Linked DNA regions of Homo sapiens: region 2 is linked to region 1. A link is an interaction called in ENCODE POLR2A ChIA-PET data of the cell type or tissue named here. Cell type or tissue: HepG2. All regions are shown on one strand. Each heading gives the region's core, and the rest is flanking DNA. Links, peaks and the distances in the headings are about the cores only.

Region 1 (5,386 bases), core at 276-5,275:
TAATAGATGGAAATAAACAAGGCTGAAATAAATCATATAGAAAAGATTCAATATGGGCTGGGCGTGGTGGCTCACACCTGTAATCCCAGCACTTTGGGAGGCCGAGGAGGGTGGATCACCTGAGATCGGGAGTTCAAGACCAGCCTGACCAACATGGAGAAACCCCGTCTCTACTAAAAATACAAAAAATTAGCCAGGCGTGGTGGCACATGCCTATAATCCCAGCTACACAGGAGGCTGAGGCAGGATAATCACTTGAACCTGGTAGGCGGAGGTTGCGGTGAGCCCACATCGCGCCATTGCACTCCAGCCTGGGCAACAAGAATGAAACTCTGTCTCAAAAAAAAAAAAAAAGATTCAATATGAACTTAATAGAAATTTAGGTTGTTTTTGGTTACGGAGCCAGTGTTTTGAAGGAGAGGTTATGGACACAAGATCACAATCTTTTTGTAATGTGTCCTTTTGTGTCACTACTTGGGAAAAAAACATCAAATGTAATAATTGTTTAGAAGTGTATTTAATATATGAACGACTGTGACAGGCACAGCTAGTTGCATACCCCAAATCCATTCTCCCATTCTTCCCTTCTAACAGAACTCTGATTTTACTTGGGGCAGCAATGTGCCAGTTGATGTTTCCCAGACTTCCTTATAGTGGGGATGGCCAATGAAATGTAAGCCGTATCACTGGTTGGGACTTTCAAGACAGCTCTTCAACAGGGGCTGACTTGGCTGGGAGTTAGTGGTTTCTCCATGTCGGGGTATTGCACTGGTACCCTTTTTTCTCCTAATCATGGTATGAATATTATGATTGGAGCTAAGCAGCAATCTTGAAATCTTGAGGGAGAGGCCAAGGACATCAGAGACTTTGTCCCTGACTTCCCTGAGGCACTTTAACATGCCAGGGGATGGAGGAAGAAGTGGGGAATGGGGGAATGAGGTGGGGAATGGGAAGCAGCTGGTAAAGGGAAGGAGGGGTGATGGAAATGTTCTGGAATTAATGGTAATGCTGCAAAACATTGTGAATATACTAAAAACTACTGTATATTTAGTGTTATGTAAATTATATCTCAATTTTGTTAATGCCACACACACAAAAAAAGGAAAGCAGAAAACAGGACTATGATGTAGTCCTTCCTACCTCTATTTGTAGAACAAGGGCAGTCATTCTCCAATTTTGCTTACCGTACAACCTCCCTGACTTTTTCCTATCACTCCATACCAAAACAACTGCAGTGAAGATCCTCTTGAAGTACGGCAAGTAGAACTAAATGACTGAGCTCTCTCTAGATTTTATAACTTATTTCTGCAGGAGAAAGCATCTTTCTCTCTAGCGGAAATTCCTTCTGTGAGGAGGCGTATCATTAGTGTGTCATTCCTGGCTACTTTCTACCCTGCCCTTGTCACAGGGACATGCAGTGACTCATCTACTGGGTAAATTTAGAAGGAGAAACATGCACAGCCCAGGCATGTCCTCTTCTTCCTCCCGCTGGGAGCAAGTTACCCACAGGGATCATACTTCTGGCTCTACCCTAGAGTAGCCTCCCTGTGCCTGAAGTTTGGGGTGGCCACTGTTTAATTCTGTAGTACAGGTCATTATAAAGTCCACTTACCTGCAGATAGACATCACATTCCTAAAACTCCGCTTTACTCTTTGTCTTGACAGTAACTCACACAATGAAGATAGGTGTTATTTGTTGGGCCCCTCAAACTACAACTCTTATTTTAAAGCCTTGGGAGGAAGGTGAGCCAAGGAGTCTCAAGACTTCTAGCCCATTAACTCTGCAAGGCACTGAACCATGCAGGAATCAACTGCTCAAAGTTTCATAAGCCACCAGGAATTTTCCCAGAATCTTTCTGAGAGTCCTGATTCCTAGTATGAAGCATACTGCACAACAGATAGATATCTATATAGAAAGAAAAGGTAGATGTGGAGACATTTTTCTGCACTTTATCAGTGTTGGCTGGAACACAGCCCTCTTGGGACAGGGCTTCTGTAGGAGATTTATCTATGGGCTTTCGTGGCCTCCCCATACTTTTTCCACCTCACTTGCTGAAGAGAAGGAAAGCTGATATGACACATGCAGGTTTTTTACAGACACTCTGCTCTGGAAACTGGGGCAGACATCAGCCCTTTTGGTGATAAAAGACTCCAGCACGATATGCTGCTCAGTCAAGGTCCAGTCCACTACAACTGTACCTCACTTTGTGGAAAGAGGTGTCAGTGAGAAACCCTGAGAGGAATGTTTGCAAAGTAAATCATACTTTGAATTGACAAACACACACTGATATTTAAAGAAACCTGTGATGAGTTTTAAATGTCAACACCTTTTCATGTAAAATCCTATTTTTTATATTGTAACCTACCATTTCATCCTGGGATCTGACTGCATGTGTCAATTTTGAATGCAGGAAGTGATCTATATGCTGCCTTACAAAGCAGCCCTTAATGACTGTAAATATCTTTAATTGTTACAAAGCTTTCCTTATGTGGAATAAAATTCTGCCTTACTTAACCTTTCACCATCAGTCCAGGTTCTGTTCCCTGGAGCCATACACCACGGCATCTTTCAAACAGTTAAAACAGCCATCACACTACAATTTCTTCTCCAAGCCAGATATCCCCAAATACTTCAATTTAATTCAGTTCACTTTTGAAGGACCCACTAGAGGCGTAGCCGTGTAGGGGATATGAAAACAAGCCACCAGCCTGACCTTCAAAATACTGTCATTATTTTCTAGTGAGAGACACATACAAGTGTACACAGATAACTGTAGCTGAAAGCAGAATGATTAAAAGGATAAACACAAAGTATAACTACTATAAATAAAATACTATAAGAACAAAGACAGGAGAGGGAATTAGAGTTAACCATATTTATGTTTCTTGACTTTAATGGTGGTACTTAATATTTTCAACCTCTAAAACACAGCTTTTCCATTTACTTGTCTATGTAAGAAAAATGTGTACTTCTAAATCATGCATTATCTGACAAAGCCATTTAATAATTCATCCCAGTTTTCATTTTAAGCAATATTTAAGAAATATGGTATTCATCTCAGTTATAGCAGTAGGAAACAGACAAATTCCTCGGTAGACAGGGACAGGTCTCCGGTGAAACCAGACCTTCAAGTGAAACCTGAAACCGAGTTGCCAGTTCCAGGTGGAGTCCACAACCAGAGTGAGAACTTCCTCGATGCCTTTTAGCCAACTGAATGGTGCTTTTTCCAGGCCCACCCATGGAACAATTAGCATACACCCCATTCTGAGCCCATAAAAACCCCAGACTCAGCCTTACAGATGGCTATCCACTTTCAGGCCCCCTCTCACACAGAGGGCTACCCACTTCGGGTCCCCTCTCTTTATCGAGAGCTTTTCTGTCAGTCAATAAAATTCTTCTCTGCCTTGTTCACTCTCCAGTGTCCGCGTACCTCATTCCTCTTGGTCATGGGACAAGAGCGAATGGCAGGTGCAAAAAGAGCTGTAACATATGCTCATGCTCGCCGAGCTATAGGAGTGAAAAAACCATTGTGTGCCAACATGCCCCCATTTGCTGAGCTGCAGGCAGCAGGACCCAATGAGTTGTGACACGCTCCCATTCACTGAAGCTGCAGACAGCAGAAATGAACGACAGTGTAACACTTTCTGGAGGCTCAGGCCTCAGGACTCCCCAAGCAAAAGCTGTAACACACCTTGGGGCTCTGTGGTTGCTGGCATCTCCAAGTTATTGGGCACTGCCACATCCCCCTCATCCAGACACCAGCATCCAAGGTAGAAGTTGGTCACGGCACCCCTGGACCAGCTGCGGGCTGACCACAGAGCCAAGGCAAGCGCAGGATCCAGACCAGTAGCACAGCCTGAGCGCAGTCTGCTGGGCCAAGTGGGCAGAGTAAGCCCAGTGGGCCCAAGCAAAGCCTGGGCAGAGGTGCCACTAGCCGTGGAGATTTCTGGCTGGCAAAGTGGCACTGAAAGAATTCTGTGTCATCAGTAGTCAAATAAGCTACTCTTATTCTAAAAAAACTCAGTCAAAAAAAAATTCTAAGCACATGTATACCAACAGATAGTCACAATGCATTTCTAGGAGTGTCATTAGTATTCCCCTGAGAGCTGGTAAAGCATCAAAGCATCTATACACAGCATAATCAATTTCCCTTTCAAATTTTCAGATTATATTATTCTAGATGTAAATATAATTAAACATCTATAGAAACATTATAAACCAGGCCACAGTTACAAACACTCTAAAAGCACAGGGGCTCAGTCCCCAGCTCTCTTAACCCTCTCCCAAAGTCCTTGATGCAAGGGAAGTTGATGGGGAAAAAACGTGGAGCTCCTTGAGAATGTGAAGATTTTTTAAAGTACAGGATGAAAAGAGAGAGAGAAAAAAAAGAGTAACTTTAGAGTGGAGAAACCAGACAAACACTATCACAGCCAGGTGATCAAGGTTAACATCAACAGTGATAAGTCAGATTGACAGTATATACCCTTGATAGGTGTGACAAGAGCAGCACTTCACCTCTGTGGTCTTCCTTCCAATACCCCATTATCCCAGTCTTATCATAACAAAAATATCAGACAAATCCCAATTGGGGAGCATTCTACAAAGTACTTGACCTCAAAGTACTCCTTAAAACTGCCAACGTCATCGACAACAAGGTAAGTCTAACAGAATGTCACAGCCTCAAGGAGCCTGAGGAGGCAAGGGGGCTAAATGTATCTGGATGGGATCCTGGAACCAAAAAAAAGACATTAGGTAAAAACTAAGGAAACCTTGAAAAAAGTAAGGACTTTAGTTCATAATAATGTATCCATATTGGCTTAAACCAGTTGTACGGTCCCTATACTAACAACACATCATTTTTGGTTGGAAAACGTTTTCTGCAATAAACTCAAGCAAGCCAATTTAATTCATTGATCAATTTTCCATACAGGAGGGTTAAAACATTTTCCATTTTTTCCATGTTCACTTTCATGTCATTGAAACAATTTTCACTGGGAATAGTTTCCACTCAAATATTTTAATGATGACTTTATCAATCCGTATTTTGTCCATAATAAATGTTCCCAATTATAGGTTCTTCCATTGCGAATTTACTTTCATAGCCATTATTTCTAACAAGACAGTTTTCACTAAAATTTTATTATTCCATACTTTATTTATTTTATTGTTTCTTTAGAGACAGTCTCACTCTGTTGCCCAGGCTAGTGGCTCATGCTTATAAGGCCAGAACTTTGTGAGGCCGAGGTGGGAGGCTTGCTTGAGGCCAGGAGTTCAAAACCAGCCTAGTCAACATAGTGAGACTCCCTCTCTACCAAGGAAAAATTAAAAAGTTAGCTGGGCATGGTGACTCATGCCTGTAGTCCCAACTACTCAAGAGGAGGCTGA
Region 2 (5,386 bases), core at 329-5,328, 570 kb before region 1:
TCTTTCCTCTTCTCTCCTCAAGTGGAAGGAAGAGGTCTCTTTTGGAGCAGTAAGATGAGCAGCCTAGGATTGAGGGGGTTGCACAAGCACTCCCTTACCCACCCCATCTGGTATCTCAGTAGGTTGTGTGCCCCCCAAGTCCACTGGCTCTGGGCCCAGTTCAGCACTAGGACTTGCCTATGTGTTGCAGTCTTTGTGGCCTAGACTGCCTTTCAAGTTTATTTAGGGCCCCAGAGCACTTTAGCCTGGGGTGGCAAGGCTTGCCACAGCTCAAGTTCCATCTTCTGGGATGAGGAATAACCCTCTAGCTAGAGCTGGTCTAAATGCTCCCTCTGTGGGTACGTGTCAGCTGAGTTCAGCCTGGTTTTGCTTTCTGCCATGACAAGGCAGCACTAAGTTCAATGCAAGTCTCACAATTACTGCACTTTCCCTCTCCCAAGTGCACAGATTCTCTCTCTGTGCCATGCTGCTACTGCCAGGGGGCGGGGGAGGGGTGGTGTCAGCAAATCAAGAGTGTCTTTCCTACCTTCTTCAATGCCTCTTTCAGCTAGATAAAGTTAAAACCAGTGCTCACCTGATTTTTTATTCTTATGAAGGTGCTTTTTGTGAGTAGACAGTTGTTCAATTGCTGCCCTTGCAGTCAAGACAATTGGTGGAGTCTTCTATTCAGCCATCTTGCTCTGCTCCTCCTTTTGAAGTAAGTCTTCTGTATTTTGTTTTCACTACTATCCTCTTTTTGCCTTTTCTTCTTGATATTGTTCATTATTTGAGGGTTTAAGCAGTTCTTTCAGCATTCATCCTTTTAACTGTCATTAATTTTTTTAACTGTCAGAATAGTTTTCCATATTAGCAACCAATATGCCTGCTTCCAGCTGGTCGAGATTCAGTGAGTCTGTCGATATGGTTGGTCTGTTTTGTTTTTCCATGTAAACAGTTCAATTTATCCACAAAATCCCAATTTTCTTGCTACCATCCCTTACCTAATTAATTATTCATCCTCTGCACAGAGTTGTCTTTTGAATTTGAATTCTTTATTTTTTGATGGAATCGTTCCTCATTTTGATCTACCTAGTGTCACTGAGACTCAGGCCCTTTGGTAGTGGTGAAGGCTGGCATCATACCATCCATGTGGTCACACTCATCCCCCTGCTTCAATCTGATGGCCTGCAGAGACATCTGGGCCCACAGCAGAGATTCCCCTAAGAACCCTGGGCAAGGAGAGTCAAAAGGACCCATCCATATGGTAAAGCTTGTTTTCCATTAGCTGAACAAACTGACATTTTCTAAAAGTGTGCTGCCCTTTGGTAAAGCTTATTGGTAAAGCTTGTCAGTAAATGAGCTTTACCAACAAGTTTACACATTTCACCCCTTTGTAATCAACATTGTTCAGCTGCACTCTTAAGATTTGGAAAGGATGGGGCCAGGCACAGTGGCTCATGCCTGTAATCCCAGCACTTTGGGAGGCCGAGGTGGGCGGACCACGAGGTCAGGAGATCGAGACCATGCTGGCTAACATGGAGAATGGCGTGAAACCCAGGAGGCGGAGCTTGCAGTGAGCCGAGATCACGCCATTGCACTCCAGCCTGGGCAACAGAGGAAGACTCTGTCTCAAAGAAAAAAAAGAAAAAGAAAAAGATTTGGAGAGGATGGTTTTTTTTTTTTTTTAGAGATGGGGTTTTGCTATGTTGCCCAAGCTAGTCTTGAACTCCTGGGCTCATGTGATCCTCCCACCTCAGCCTCCTGAGTAGCTGGGATGACAGGTGCCCACCACTGCATCCAGCAGGAGGCTGATTTTTAAAGTTAGAGGAATTTCTTGTGTAGTCTCCTCTGGCACTATTTCAGTGTTTCACTTGCTCCCTCCTAGTAATTTTATCATCCTTTCAAGTAAAACAGAGAAAAACCATGATGTGGCAGTTTTATACTTTGATGGCCTCAGGGAAATACACTTACTGGTTGTCATGCCCTTATGTATTATGTGTTCAAGCTCTTGACTCTGGCCTTGGCCATGTGGCTTGCTTTGGCCAATGGGACATTAGCTAGTGTGGTGCAAGCAGAGGCTTAATACACACTTTCACATGGGGGCTTGTCCTCTTCAAATGTTCCTTGGAGCTAGACCACTGTATTAGGCTGTTCTTGTATTGCAGTAAAGAAATACTTGAAATTTGGTAATTCATAAAGAAAAGAGGTTTAATCAACTTATGGTTCTGCAGGCTGTACAAGCATGGTGCCAACATTGCTCAGCTTCTGGGGAGGCCTTGGGGAGCCTTTACTCATGGTGGAAGGTGAAATGGGAGCTTGCTCATCATATGGCAAAAGCCAAAAGCAGGAGCATGGTCAGGGGGTGGTGTGCCATACACTTTTAAATGACCAGATCTCACAAGAACTTAGAGTGAGAGTTTGCTTATCACCAAGGGGATGGGATGGCCCAAGACATTCACAAGGAATCTGCCCCCATGATCTAAACACTTCTCACCAGACCTCATCTCTAGCATTGGGGATTAGAGTTTACCATGAGACTTGGGTGGGACATCCAAACCATAGGAACCGCTGAAGGGTGAAAAGCCAAGTGCAAGGAGATCCTGGAGGATGAGAGGCCATTTGGACATCCCAGCTCCAGCCAAATTGCCGGCTGAATGCAGTCGCATGAGTGATCTCAGCCACCCAACGTGGAGCAGAAGCTCCTCCCAGTGGAGCTCCATCAACCGCAGAACCATGACAAGTAATAAATCACATAGCTACTGTGCTTTGAGATGGCTTACAACACAGCAATCGATAGCTGAGCTATGTGTTAATAAGTTACTGTCTTCATTACATAGGGTGCTTACCTGAGATTTTCTCTTATGAAAGCATTACTGTGTGTACATATTTACCTTTGATAAAGATTCAGCTCCAAATTTATATTCAACTGAAATGTCAGAGGGATGCCTGACACCTTGCAATGTGCTTGGCCTCTGAGCCATTTAAAAACATATGTCACCCCGGTGCAGCTTTGTCCTCACTGACATGTCTACCAAGAAGCCTGGCTGGCTGGTGTTCCAGGCATTGTATGTCATATTTCTGAAAATGCTGACAGATTGTTTCACAGAATATTGTCATAATATCGTGTTACTAAATCTTGAGTTGCCTTCATGGTAGCACATTTTTGCAGGAATTGGTCTTATCCTGTTAGGTATCTATGACTATGTTTATGCTTAATCCCTGAAACTGGGAATTCAATATTTCTGAATGATAATTAACATCTATAGATTTTGATGTAGTTTTAATAATTGAATCAATATTTCTAACAACTTTATTAAATGCATTAATGAGATGCAAATTCCTTTTATTAAAATAAAAATGTGTATTTTTTTATTTTCTTTTTTGAGATGGAATCTCACTCTGTCGCCCAGGCTGGAGTGCAGTGGGACGATCTCAGCTCACTGCAACGTCTGCCTCCCAGGTTTAAACGATTCTCCTGCCTCAGACTCCCGAGTAGCTGGGACTACAGGTGCCCGTCACCACGCCTAGCTAATTTTTGTAGTTTTAGTAGAGATGGGGTTTCACCATATTGACCAGGCTGGTCTCGAACTCCTGACCTTGTGATCCACTCGCCTCAGCCTCCCGAAGTGCTGGGATTACAGGCGTGAGCCACCGTGCCCAGCCTAAAATAAAAATTTATTAAATGTAATTATGAAACTAGAAAACTATAAAGAAAACAATTCACCTATAGGAAAAGTATGAACATTAACAGTGACCTGGTTAAATAAACTGTAGGATAGCTACACAATGGAGTTTTATTATTTACCAGGCTGTCTGTTAGTTTCTAGATAGATATCTGTTTTCTACCATACAGTAGGACTTCAAAAAATGTTGAATGAATAACTTGTAAATATCTTATGTGTGTGTACCTCTGAAATGATTAAAAAACTCTAAATGAAACCAATTTAAATTCAGATATACTTCAACATACTAATGTTAATGAAAAATGTTTTATATAACTACAAAAAATGAGCAAGCTAAGTACTGATATGGAAAGGGTTCCTAGATATATTATTATGTCAAAAAAGCAAATTTCAGAATGATGTTTTTGGTATGCTACCTTCAGAGTAAAAGGAGGAAAATCTATATGTGTATCTGCATAGACCCATAATATTTTAAAATCTAAGCACAGGGTTGGGAAACTGGCACTAGGGGAATAAACACAAGAAGGAGACTTTCCACTATACACTTTTTATACTTTCTGATTTTTAAACCATCGGAATATACTACCATTTGAAATACAATTTAATAAGCAAAATTTGAATCTATTTATGTTTTGCCTTTACACTTCTTTTGCAACTAATGAAAATGAATATTTTTTCGTTTGTGTGTTGACCAGTTTACTTCTTCCCTGAGTATGTTTGCCCATATTGACATCTTAGAGGCTTTGCTTTTTTTAAAAAAAAATCAGCAAATGTTAAATCTTCTCCACCCTTTACAGTGGAGATATTTGCCCTCTGTCACCTGATTTTGCTTTCCTTTATGTTATTGCATTTTAGAGTGTGAAGTTTTTATGCATTTGTATCTACTCTTACATGCTTTGACATTGCTCCCTTCCATCAGAGGTCTGACAAAGATTCCTTTCCATAATCTAGTTTGATAATTTTTGCCTTTTTGAAATTCTCATTAATTCATTTAGAATTAATTTCTGTGTGCAATTAGAAGATGAATAGTTACTTTTAAGAGTATCTAATCTTTCTTTTCCCATTGATCATATGAACTTCCTTATAGTATTTTTGGTTCTTATGCATAATAATGTTCATTTATGTACTAGCTGCTATATTCTATTCCATTGATTTGCATCAGTTCCGCTGACATGCATCAACATCATAGTCTTTATCACCGATTGAGAATATTTTTTCACAAATGGTGGTGCTAGTACCCACCATGATCATCACAATCCTTTTCTTTGATGCTATCTCTTGTTTTATGTTTATTCATTCTCTAGTTCAGGTAAATAATTTTAACTTTCAGAAACATTCTGTTTTTTATTGAGAAGTGGTCAAACCTATAAGTTAGATTGAGTAGAATTCATTCCTTTAAAAAAGAGCATGGTTCTTGTTTCCATTTAGTCAAGCTTTCTTGTCACCGCCATTTTGTTTGATTGGTTGGTTTTCTTCTCTTGGGTCAAAAAAATTTCACATCAAAGGTATTTCTTGGTACGTTATGGTTTTTGTTTCTATTGTGAATGGGATCTCTTTTTATTATATTTTTCTGATTATTCTTTATGTGGAAGAGTGCTATTGGTTGTATATTGACCTCGAATGTGGTCCTTTTGGTGGCTCTATGATCTTACTGGGAAATGATTTCCCATTTAGGTTTTCTGGGATTAAAAGTTGTCTTGACATTTCAATTAGCCCAAAATTCT

The links. ChIA-PET counts read pairs that join two places held together with the same protein. Peaks named below come from ENCODE experiments on the same cell type or tissue, not always from the same donor. Only the 100,000 strongest peaks of a DNase experiment are listed, where the experiment ranks them.
Region 2: POLR2A ChIA-PET joins it to region 1 with 5 read pairs; 8 of 35 experiments call an interaction of 5 or more read pairs at or near these places.

The regions. Positions count from the first base shown.
Region 1 is chr2:54,119,165-54,124,550 of GRCh38, reverse strand. All of the region lies in intron 1 of ACYP2 (acylphosphatase 2), which reads right to left. Among named protein-coding and RNA genes, the nearest start is that of ACYP2, 6.2 kb to the right of the region's middle. In HepG2, for the core only: no CTCF peak of the experiment used is centred there; DNase peaks (open chromatin) are centred at 1,420 and 2,190.
Region 2 is chr2:54,689,277-54,694,662 of GRCh38, reverse strand. No RefSeq gene overlaps it. Among named protein-coding and RNA genes, the nearest start is that of SPTBN1-AS2, 12 kb to the right of the region's middle. RefSeq lists a silencer at 2,657-2,951. In HepG2, for the core only: a CTCF peak has its summit at 2,684; a DNase peak (open chromatin) is centred at 2,742.